Linked DNA regions of Homo sapiens: all the other regions are linked to region 1. A link is a contact called in ENCODE Hi-C or POLR2A ChIA-PET data. All regions are on one chromosome and are shown on one strand. Each heading gives the region's core, a stretch centred on a gene start or an enhancer-like site at or near the end of the contact. The rest is flanking DNA. Distances are from core to core; before and after follow the strand shown. Region 1 overlaps C4orf51 (chromosome 4 open reading frame 51). Region 2 overlaps SLC10A7 (solute carrier family 10 member 7). Region 3 overlaps OTUD4 (OTU deubiquitinase 4).

Evidence for each region. A loop is a pair of places that touch in the nucleus more often than their neighbours do. ChIA-PET counts read pairs that join two places held with the same protein, here RNA polymerase II (POLR2A). Pooled maps may share reads with other maps.
Region 2: a map of endothelial cell of umbilical vein shows a loop between it and region 1 (5-fold over the local background). The contact joins two enhancer-like sites. A Hi-C loop is called at or near these places in 1 of 168 maps with a recorded cell type or tissue (endothelial cell of umbilical vein) and 4 of 50 pooled maps. POLR2A ChIA-PET finds 5 or more read pairs at or near these places in 1 of 52 experiments (OCI-LY7).
Region 3: a pooled map shows a loop between it and region 1 (2.5-fold over the local background). The contact joins two enhancer-like sites. A Hi-C loop is called at or near these places in 1 of 168 maps with a recorded cell type or tissue (naive thymus-derived CD4-positive, alpha-beta T cell) and 3 of 50 pooled maps. POLR2A ChIA-PET finds 5 or more read pairs at or near these places in 1 of 52 experiments (A673).

The regions. Positions count from the first base shown.
Region 1 is chr4:145,731,240-145,734,525 of GRCh38, forward strand. It overlaps C4orf51 (chromosome 4 open reading frame 51), which reads left to right. Exons shown (of 6, transcript NM_001080531.3): 6 at 1,214-1,558. The coding sequence ends at 1,321. Among named protein-coding and RNA genes, the nearest start is that of C4orf51, 53 kb to the left of the region's middle. RefSeq lists a silencer at 1,603-2,202 and an enhancer at 2,758-3,286. Within about 2 kb of position 1,777, at least 33 of the 41 ENCODE cell types and tissues checked have a DNase peak (open chromatin) inside an H3K27ac peak, as active enhancers do.
Region 2 is chr4:146,334,825-146,338,110 of GRCh38, forward strand. All of the region lies in intron 5 of SLC10A7 (solute carrier family 10 member 7), which reads right to left. Among named protein-coding and RNA genes, the nearest start is that of MIR7849, 72 kb to the right of the region's middle. Within about 2 kb of position 1,772, at least 2 of the 41 ENCODE cell types and tissues checked have a DNase peak (open chromatin) inside an H3K27ac peak, as active enhancers do.
Region 3 is chr4:145,130,968-145,134,253 of GRCh38, forward strand. It overlaps OTUD4 (OTU deubiquitinase 4), which reads right to left. Exons shown (of 21, transcript NM_001366057.1): 21 at 2,683-3,286. Among named protein-coding and RNA genes, the nearest start is that of ABCE1, 34 kb to the left of the region's middle. Within about 2 kb of position 1,629, at least 2 of the 41 ENCODE cell types and tissues checked have a DNase peak (open chromatin) inside an H3K27ac peak, as active enhancers do.

The sequences.
Region 1 (3,286 bases), core at 527-3,026:
TGGTGCCAAGCAATTCCATTGCCAGTCAGTGTCTGCAGCTGTTCTGGGGAACAGCTGCTTCTCTCTGTAAGGTGCTTCCCCAACCCCTCCCAGAAAGGGAATTCTCTGTACTCAAAGTAGCCGCTTTTAAGTCAACCATTCCCAACAAATAAATGACATTAATCCTGCTCTTGTTTTTGTGGTGCAATAACAGACTAAAAGTACATGCAGGTGCACACACACACACCACACAATTAATATGGGGCACATATTTGGAAAACCTTGGACCTAGAGTCCTGAGCAAAAAAATAAATCATGACTTTTTATTTATGAGACAAGGCAAATCTTTTTTTTTTTTTTTTTTTTTTTTTTTTTTTTTGAGACAGGAGTTTCACTCTTGTTGCCCAGGCTGGAGTGCAATGGCGTGATCTTGGCTCACTGCAACCTCCACCTCCTGGGTTCAAGCAATTCTCCTGCCTCAGCCTCCCGAGTAACTGGGATTACAGGTGTGTGCCACCACACCCAACTAATTTTTGTATTTTTAGTAGAGACAGGGTTTCACTGTGTTGGCCAGGCTGGTCTCGAACTCCTGACCTCAGGTGATCTGCCCACCTCGGCCTCCCAAACTGCTGGGATTACAGGCGTGAGCCACCATGCCCGGCCGAGACAAGGCAAATCTTAATATTTTTAAATATATATAGTTTGGAGGAGAACAAGCACTGAGATATATAAATGCCCAATTTCCTGCATCAAAGCAATAAGTAGAGATTGAATGAAATTTTCAACGATCATTAACACTATTCTTAGTTTCGAAAGTATTTGCTTGCTGGGTAGTGCTTTTGGTAATCATTCTCTAAATATTTATATTCCTGTGTCCTATCTTGAAGAAGTTCCTGATGGAAACTGGAAAGCAGAGCATTCACATCCAGGAATGTGGGAACTAAAGGAATTAGGGAAACCTGGAAAGAATCTTACCAGAGAAGCAGTGGGGGCCGGTTAGGGATTGCAAGAGTTCCTGCCCTTTTTCTCTCCCACTTTATTAATCTGGCCTTCCTAACAGAGACACAATATATTAAACAGGAAGGTTAAGAGAGATGGAAGAAAATGCAGGATCAATCCCATCTCCTGCTCATGAATGATGTCTGGTTTGGAAGAGACCATTTAATTCCCAATTCTGTGGAAAAGTGACCTTTGCGGATGAGCGAGTGTTGACAACCAGGCCATTTTTCTCCAGCTTCATGGACGGTGCGATTCTGAAAGCAAGGTTTGCTCATCTGAGGATTCAGAAGCTGATCGATACTCCGATTATGGCTGGGGAGGACCCTCATCGCCATTTAACTGAGTTGGAAAATGAAGCCACAAGGCTGGAGGCGTGGAGTTTGCTTAATAAACAACTTTGAGGTATGGGGCCCTCCCAACACCCTCCCCCCACCCGCCCCGCCCAGGAACGTCTGGACCCTGGCAGGTTGGCTTTCTGGGACAATTCCATGGGCTTCATTTATCAGTTTTTTCCCTTTTTAATTGGTGGAGAGAGACAAAAGTTTTTATAATCTTTATTAAATTTTCCTTTTTAAATAAATACTTGGGACCACATTTCTCTGCTAGAACCACAGAAATGGTGCTGCGGCCCCGACCGTCGGGGGCTCCGGCGTCACAGAGCCTGTCCCTTGTATCTGGGAGCCCCGGGGAAGGCGCAGGGGCGTGAGAAATGCTCTTTGTATTCAGAGCGGTCACCCAGCAGAGCCGGAGCCTTCCACCGCCAGGTTTTCCTCCGCGCAAGGCGCCGCCGGGAAGCGAATTGGCTCCGACAGTCGCGGGGGCGGGGGCGGCCTCAGACGCGGCGGGCTCGCGAGCTCAGGGGCGGAGTCGTGGCCCTCCCGTCCCGGCTCCCTCGGTAGGCTGCCTGCGCCCCCAAAGCCGCGCCCACGGCCCGCCCACCCGCCGCCTGCCCCTCCCCTCCCCGGTCCGCCTCTTCCCGCTCCTCCCGGCCCGCCGGAGCGGCCGTCTCCTTCTTCCTCCACGGCCCACCTCTTCTCCCCCACGATCTTCCTCCCCTAGCGTCCACAGGCCGCCTCCGCCGCCTACGACCCTCCTCCTGCTGATTCCCCCCCACCACCGCCCGCCTCGTCGCCCCCGCGGAGCGCGCGGGAGGGAGGGACCGGGAGCGGCAGGGGCTGCACATGACCTGGGGCGCGGGAAGGAGCCCGCTGCCGTCTAGGCCCGCGAAGGGCCCCGGCAGCCGCCGACTTCTGAGGAAAAGCAGAACGGTGTTTGGTTTACTAAAGTAGCCGCCTCCTACCACTCTTCCTCCCCAGCCCCGCTCTCTGCTCCCCACACCCCCTTCCGTTTACTCCTAGTTACCAAGACCGTCCTTCTCTTAGGATTTCTGTTGAATAGAAAATACAATTAAAAGTCGCAGCACCACCCCTGCCTCCCGCCCCACAAACTCCTAGTGATTATTTTTGTCTCTTAGCCCTAGGTCGGGTTAAATACATTCCCCGGGAGCCATCTGGTCTGATTCCCGGCAACCTTCGTATGGTTTCCATTAAGCTCTCCAAAAGCATGCATTGAAAAGGCAGCCCTGTAGCCACTTAGGAACCTCCGGAGTTTTGCCCTGGCCAGCCCCAGTAGACATCCCAGGCAGAAGGAGAGAAAGGCCTCTGTTTAGGTTCCGAGTCTAGTACCTCATGATCCTGGTTTTAATCTCGAATTTCTTGGCTTTTCCTAGTCCAAGAAAATACAGTTCTCCAAGGTAATGGCTATCATTAATTCATCATTTGTTTTTTACTATACGCAGAGGATAGCTGATTAGAATTCTGTTTTAATTCTAAAAATGAAGGCTAACAGCTTTACAGATAGGTTGCAACAGTAACCTGGCCACACAAGTTCAATTTGACCAGCAACATTGGTATGGTGGGGTCTACACCTTCTCGCCTGTCTGTCCACCATTCCTTAACCCCCAAAAGGCAAAGAACAAATATTTGCTTGTGGAAACATATTCCCTCACACGTGGGTTAGGGCTTGTGTCCAAGAAAAAGGGAACCGGCAGGTTCATAGACTCTGAGTGTTGTAACTAGAGTGTTCCTTAGGATTCATCCGAGATGTATATCCATTGATTGAGGACACTCAGAAAGTGGAGGGGCTTCGGGAAGGTCACGTGGCTGATGAGTACAGTACTGCGGCCTAATTTGGGGATGGGAGGGTGGGGAAGAGACCTGGGCATCAAGAGCTTTATCATATACAGCAAGGAAGATTGTGGTCAAACCAATTCATTAGTGGCACATCCTGAATCTCCCCAGTCCCTCAG
Region 2 (3,286 bases), core at 522-3,021, 600 kb after region 1:
TTTCATGTAAGACTTTCTCTTTTCTCTGTTTTGTAGAACATGAAGAATTTTACTAAAATGAGGGGAAGATGGGTGCAGAGGAAGGGGAAAGTCAGTGATTGGGAACCTGTGTTACGACTATTGGGAAAGAGTCTAAGTTGGTGAAGGGTCTGAGATTACCACACTTTCAAGATGACAAGTCGGCCTGCCACACATTCAAGTATGCTGGCAGAAGGCTCAAGAGTCCTGGATCCTGGATGAATGAGCTATGACGATGTGGATGGCTGGATGTCAGGAGAAGATGATGTCAGTGTTTGGGGATCCTCAATAGTTGAAGGTTTTTGTTTTGTTTTGTTTTGTTTTTGCCAAAAACTTTTGGAAGAGCATTGTAATAGAATGTTATTGTCTCTTTCTTTTTAACTCATTAAAGTGTTGCCACAGATGTTGTAAAAAAAAAAAAAAAAAAAAAAAAAAAAAAGAGTCCTGGATCAGAGCCAAAGGATTTTACCACTCATAGAACAGCAAGCAGCCTAAGCATGATGTTGGTGTCATTTCCCCTTGTCCCCAAGTCAAGCAGGTGATGCAGATGGGCTCGAATGGATGCCTGCAGAAGCAGTGGACTGCATTCCAGGAAAGGAATACTGAGCTTAGGGAACCTGAATCTTTTATAAGAGGCAGAAAGCAAAGCTGCCCTTTGTTCCAGAGTTGAGAACAAAAGGCAGTCAGTGCCTCTGCTGACAAAATGTATAGAAATATGAGACACAGAGAGAACTGTCGCCCAACAGAGGAACTGTCCCGCAGACCAACCCAGTTGATATTGGTCATCTAAACATATGAGTTATCAAGCCCATTATTGCTCCCATCAAATACCACCACTGAGCTAATATTTCCATACAAGGAAATGATGATAAGATAATCATTTTGAAATGACCAGAAAAACTTCTCTCCAAGGTGACATTGATTGCCTAACACTTCATGAACACTATCATTTAAACAAGATTCTAACCAACTGAAGTGACTTCTAACTCATAATTTATTTACTCTCTTTGTTGTCTTAAAATGGGTGAATCTGCTAAATATCTTTTTGAAATCTAGATCCTCACTAGATTGAAATGTGATCTAAGCGCCAGCAACATTGATTTCACCTGGAAGCTTGTGAGAACTAGCTGAATATCAGACTCCGCCCCAGAACTACTATGTCATAATCTGCATCTTAGCAAGATCCCCAGGTAATTTGTAGGCATATTAAAATTTTAAAAAATGGATTTAGATTCTAGAGCAGAGGTTGGCAAACTTTTTCTGTGTAAGGCCAAGTAATAATTATTTTAGCCTTTGCAGGGACACTTCTGCAATTACTCAACTCTGCTATTGTACCTGGAAAGCAGCCAAAGACAATAGGTAAACAAATTGGCATGGTAAGATTTGCCCAAGGGCCATAGTTTGCAGATCTCTGCTCTGAAGTATTGCTTTGAATTAGAAATTATATTTCAAACAGAAATAAGTGTAACAAACTTGTTTTTAATAACTTGGCTTTGAGTGAACCCACGCTGGCTTCTAAACATCACACCATGTTCCTTTGTAACTCCTTACAACCCACTATTTAATGACCCATTCTTTAATTTTTCTTTAGACTGATATCAAAATTACTAGTTAATAGTGTGTACAATCCACTTTCTTCCTCTTTTTGGTATTTGCAGTGATGTTTGCACATTCCCAGCAGCTGTTGATTCTGCTCCTTCCCTTTATGATTTGTCAAAGATAGTGATTCAGGAATCTCAAATGTCAGTTTTCTCAGGATCCTATGATGTAATTTGTCTGGGCCAGCAGATAGTCCGCCTATCTTGGACCTGCTTTCCTTTGTCAATATTTACTTTACCATTTCTAATCTAAAGTTGGTTCTCCTTTACAAGGATAATGGAAGCAAAGGGATGGAGATCAGTGCAGAGGGGGAAATTAAAGATGCTGAATAGCAGACAGAATGTGTGGGGTTTAGGGCTCTAATATCTAGAGCTATATAAAAGAGGACAGAAAAATATAAGAACACAAAAGTGGAATAATATGTACATTGCTGATTAGAACTAATATAGTGATATATGTTAAAGATGAAAAACAGCATTCAAACTCATGACTTCTCTTTTTTGTTTTTAACTGAAAAAGCAAACCTTCAGGCAATGTAAACTCATAGAACTGTATTACATTAATTTGGCTTTTTCTATCCAGGTTAAGAGTGACAAAAACAATTTGAAATTTAATTAGAGCCCAGGGCAACAGAGATGTGGGAACTTTCTATCATTTTCCAAAAGATTTTCATGTAAACATCTTCTAAGTTTTAGATTTAACAGGCAATAAATAATTTTCTAAAGAAGTTTCTTAAAAATGCTTATTTGCAGAGTATATATTAGACCAAGGAGGAAGCAAAAGGAAACTAAATCAAAATTTATTTTTTGAAGACTAGAGTATAAAGACATAAGCTTTCACAGTGAAAGTAAGACCTAACAGAGCTCACTTTGGCCTGCATGCCTCCACCATGGGCACACAGCTACAATCTGAGGTTGCAGTTTTATTTTCCCTGAGAACACATGGAGCAGCCAATTATTAGTAGCACTGCAAACATTACACACAAGATACACAGCTCTCTTAAAATGTCAAGAGGATCATTTCACATTATCCAATGGTCAGCCAAAGTTCCTATGGCCTGAATATTATACATAGGAGCTTGTAGTATTTCTTGCTTTAGAATCATGGTTCAGTTGATATAAAACACCACCATCATAAAAATAGCCAATATTTATTGAGGTATATTATGTACTAGGAACTGTGCTAAGTACATTACAAACATTATCTAATTTAAAATTCTGGTAAGTAAATTGATTATCCTAATTTTATAGGTGAGAATAGAAAAGAGGCTTATAGAGACTAACCTAAGGAAGTGTCAGAAGATAGAACTCAACAAAAGGAATAAAAACAAAGTTGAGAGATCAGGAGATGGTCTGAGTTGTTAAAAAGAAAAAAATGTGCAAAGGAGGAAGCAGAAAATTTAAAAGAAAAAGATATTTAAGAAACAGATTGTAGAAAATTAATGTAAAATATATAATATTAATTAAAATTAGAGTCAACGATTACATATATAACTTGCCACTGGTGTTGGAATACATGAAAATAAGGCACTAAGTAACTCTCTTAGGTCACTAGAGTAACATGGATGTTTTTTCCCACTGGTTTAAAAGATTTAATGTGTATCTGCCATTCTGCTCATTGATGTCTGTAACACAACAGTGCCTGGCAAATATTAGGCATGCAATAATTT
Region 3 (3,286 bases), core at 379-2,878, 600 kb before region 1:
CGTGGTTGGTCATAATTGGTCTAAGACATAGAAAATCCTCTTCCATACTTTCCTAGTCTCTTGCAGTTAAGCCATATGACCTAACTGCAAGAGAGTTCTAGCCAGTAAATTGAAACCTCTTGAGGTTTTTCTAGAAAATACCTCAAGAAAACCTCGTTTTCCTAATAAAGGGAGATTATCATCTGGTACTGCTTCTTGAGGGTGTAATATATGGAGCAAGCATTTCATGCCCAGAAGGTGACACATATAAGGGAAATGCAAAACAAGCTACAAGAATGTTACTCCTGACATTAAAATGCTGCACAACTGCCAGCAGCCACTTCTCTCCACATTTCTTGAGAAATAAATCCCTATTTGTTTAAACCTGGTTAAGTCAAACTGGTTTCCTGTTTGCCATCAAGAAAGGTCTTTTCCTTGAGAGGCTCTCCATTTGCCTTCTGCCAGGGGAGCCAAGTGTGTTACCACCCTGGAACCACTTTTCAGTTTTCCTAGTTTGTGAGTTTCTGGACCTCAAACCTAAATGAATGTGGTAACATTTTCAGTGGTTGTTTTGTTTTTTGCCTTTAAGAAACTGGATCCCAGGCCAAGACAGTTTTGTCTGGGAATTTTTAATTTCACTCCTTTTCGCTGGGGTGACTCTGGCTTTAATGAAAATGTTAGTTCCAGCTCCCAACCTTGCATGTGCCTAAGTATAGGTCTCCCATGTCAATGGTCACTTTATATCTGTGCTTCTGGTTTCTTGTCTCCATTTATAAAAGTATCTTATAAAACTATACAGGACTTAAATGCTTTTACTACTAGTTTGGAAGGATGCAACAAGTAACAAATATATCCCTAGATAGGTAAATTGCAGTAGTTTGTTTTCTATTTGATCTGGAGGTCGTTAGTCCAAAGTCAAGGTTCTCATTTTTTTTAAAAAGAAATTGGCTTACTACACAGAATTTTGTTATCAATCGGTTAACCTGCCAGTTCAGTTAAGAATATTCATAGGGATAGGAGGCCTTAAGAACCACACTCATCTACATTTACATCTTTTTTTTTTTTTGAGACGGAGCCTCACTGTTGCCTAGGCTGGAGTGCAGCGGCACGATTTTGGCTCACTGCAACCTCCGCCTCCCAGGTTCAAGTGATTCTCCTGCCTCAGCCTCTCCTGCCTCAGCTGGGATTACAGGTGCGTGCCACCATGCCCGGCTAATTTTCGTATTTTTGGTAGAGACAGAGTTTCACCATGTTGGTTAGGCTGGTCTCGAGCTCCTGACCTCGTGATCCACCCGCCTCAGCCTCCGAAAGTGCTGGGATTACAGGTGTGAGCCACCACGCCTGGCCTACCATTAACATCTTTAATCTTTGTAATGCTTTTTACTAAATGTGAAAAATAAAATATAATTACAGGAATGTTATGTATTTTTAAAGGATTGCCTCTAAAGCCCCAGTTTCTCTAATGAATTCATTATAGAAAAACCAGTTTCAAAAACTGATGTTTATACCTATGTCTGTCTGTAGCTTTTCTTAGAAAACCCTATTAAACTATTCTGAGGGGTCCACGTTTCATGAAGAACTCACAGATTAAGTTAGGGTGCAAAAGTTTATGAAGGGAAGCTGTGTTTAACTTCCTCTTTCATAGTTACTTACATTCTCATACTATGCCCTAGACCCAGACCTAAGTCTTTGAATGAAAAGGGAAAGTTTAATTATTCAAAGTGAAAAGCAGGCCCTTTGTATCAGACACTTTTTGGAGACCGCTGACTTAATTTGGGTCACTGCCATGCACTTCTGGAGTGACCAATTCTGCAAGAGCCCCCCATCCAGCCACAAACACACCTCTTACTAACCAGCCCCAACACTGGCTTCTCTTATTGACTCCATGGATAAACCCACGGGCATACTGCCAAGAACCTAATGTTTCCTTTCTCCTTCCTTTCTCCCTTTCCCACAAGGTTCTATATTTTACTCAGCTCCTAAAGCAGTCTCAAAAGTTCCACATGCCAACTCTCGTTACCTTTATAACAGCTCATCCTCCTTCCCAGCCTGCTGACCCTGTTCCTAGATCACTCACTTTTCTGTCAAATACTTGAACTGAAAGAGGCTCTTGTTTCAGGTTCGGCCTCCTGAGGAAGCCAGGCTAACAGAAAGTTCATATTGTATGTAAACAAGTATTGACTTGATAATATTCTTTGGTAACTTTTATAAAGAAAAACAGGCTTTAAGAAATTGAGTTTTCAGAGTATAAAGTAAGTATACTTTGTTTTCAAAACACTCAATTTGCTTTCACCTTTAGCCAACATAAATATCACTGAATGCTAAATGTAAAAACCATTAAAAAACAATTTAATCCATATTCTTAGATATTCTGCACATTCCCATTTAGTCATTGCAGAAAAAAAATGGTAGCACTAGCTATAAAATCACTTAAAACTAGACTCAAATACAAGTCCTACCACTTACTAGTTGCATAACCCTAAGCAAGTAACTTGGCCTCAATTTCGTTATATAAACTAGGGAAAATTACACAGTACCCATAGATTATAAATTCTACATGGCTTTTAGTTGCATGTATGAGAATTGTCTTCTAGCTGGAAACATGTCATGGAAATCATTTATTTTAAGGAGTTTACAAAAATTCTCAAGATCTACATGCTATATTACCTGGTTAACCCTGGAACCAAAGAATCACAAGCAGAATCAAGAGACAAAATTTAATATATGCACACAGTTTTATATATAATGCAGCATCACACCATGTAGGGCATTTACTCTTATTTTATACATTCAGATATGTTTGAAACACTTCTTAAGGCTACAAAACAGAACATAGAAAAATAAACAGGAATATATTCAACACTTACAAAAAGTGATATGATAAAGAATATAAAGTACTAGTTTCCTTTTAACACTTCAAAAGATATGTATATATACTTTTTTTTACAAGTAACATCACAAATGATCACATCTTCACATGCTCTTAAAGTATTATTTGTACTCAGTGTAAGGCTATTATCGTTTTTCATACATAAAATTTTCTAGCTCTGTAACACAATGCAATTTTTAATCCATTCAAGTAAGTTCAACCCCAAAGTTGCCGCTTCCCAGCATTAAGACATGCACCCACCCCTCTTCTAAGATTTTCTAAAACTTGTATTTCGGGGAGAAAGACCTCTTTTAAAAAATAATCCCAATTAGTGGGAGAGTAAATGGCTGACATTAGTAGCAAAACCTTAGTTATCTGAAAATAACATATTGGAAATGAGACATTATTAGGATTTTAAACAAACAATAGCATTTAGAC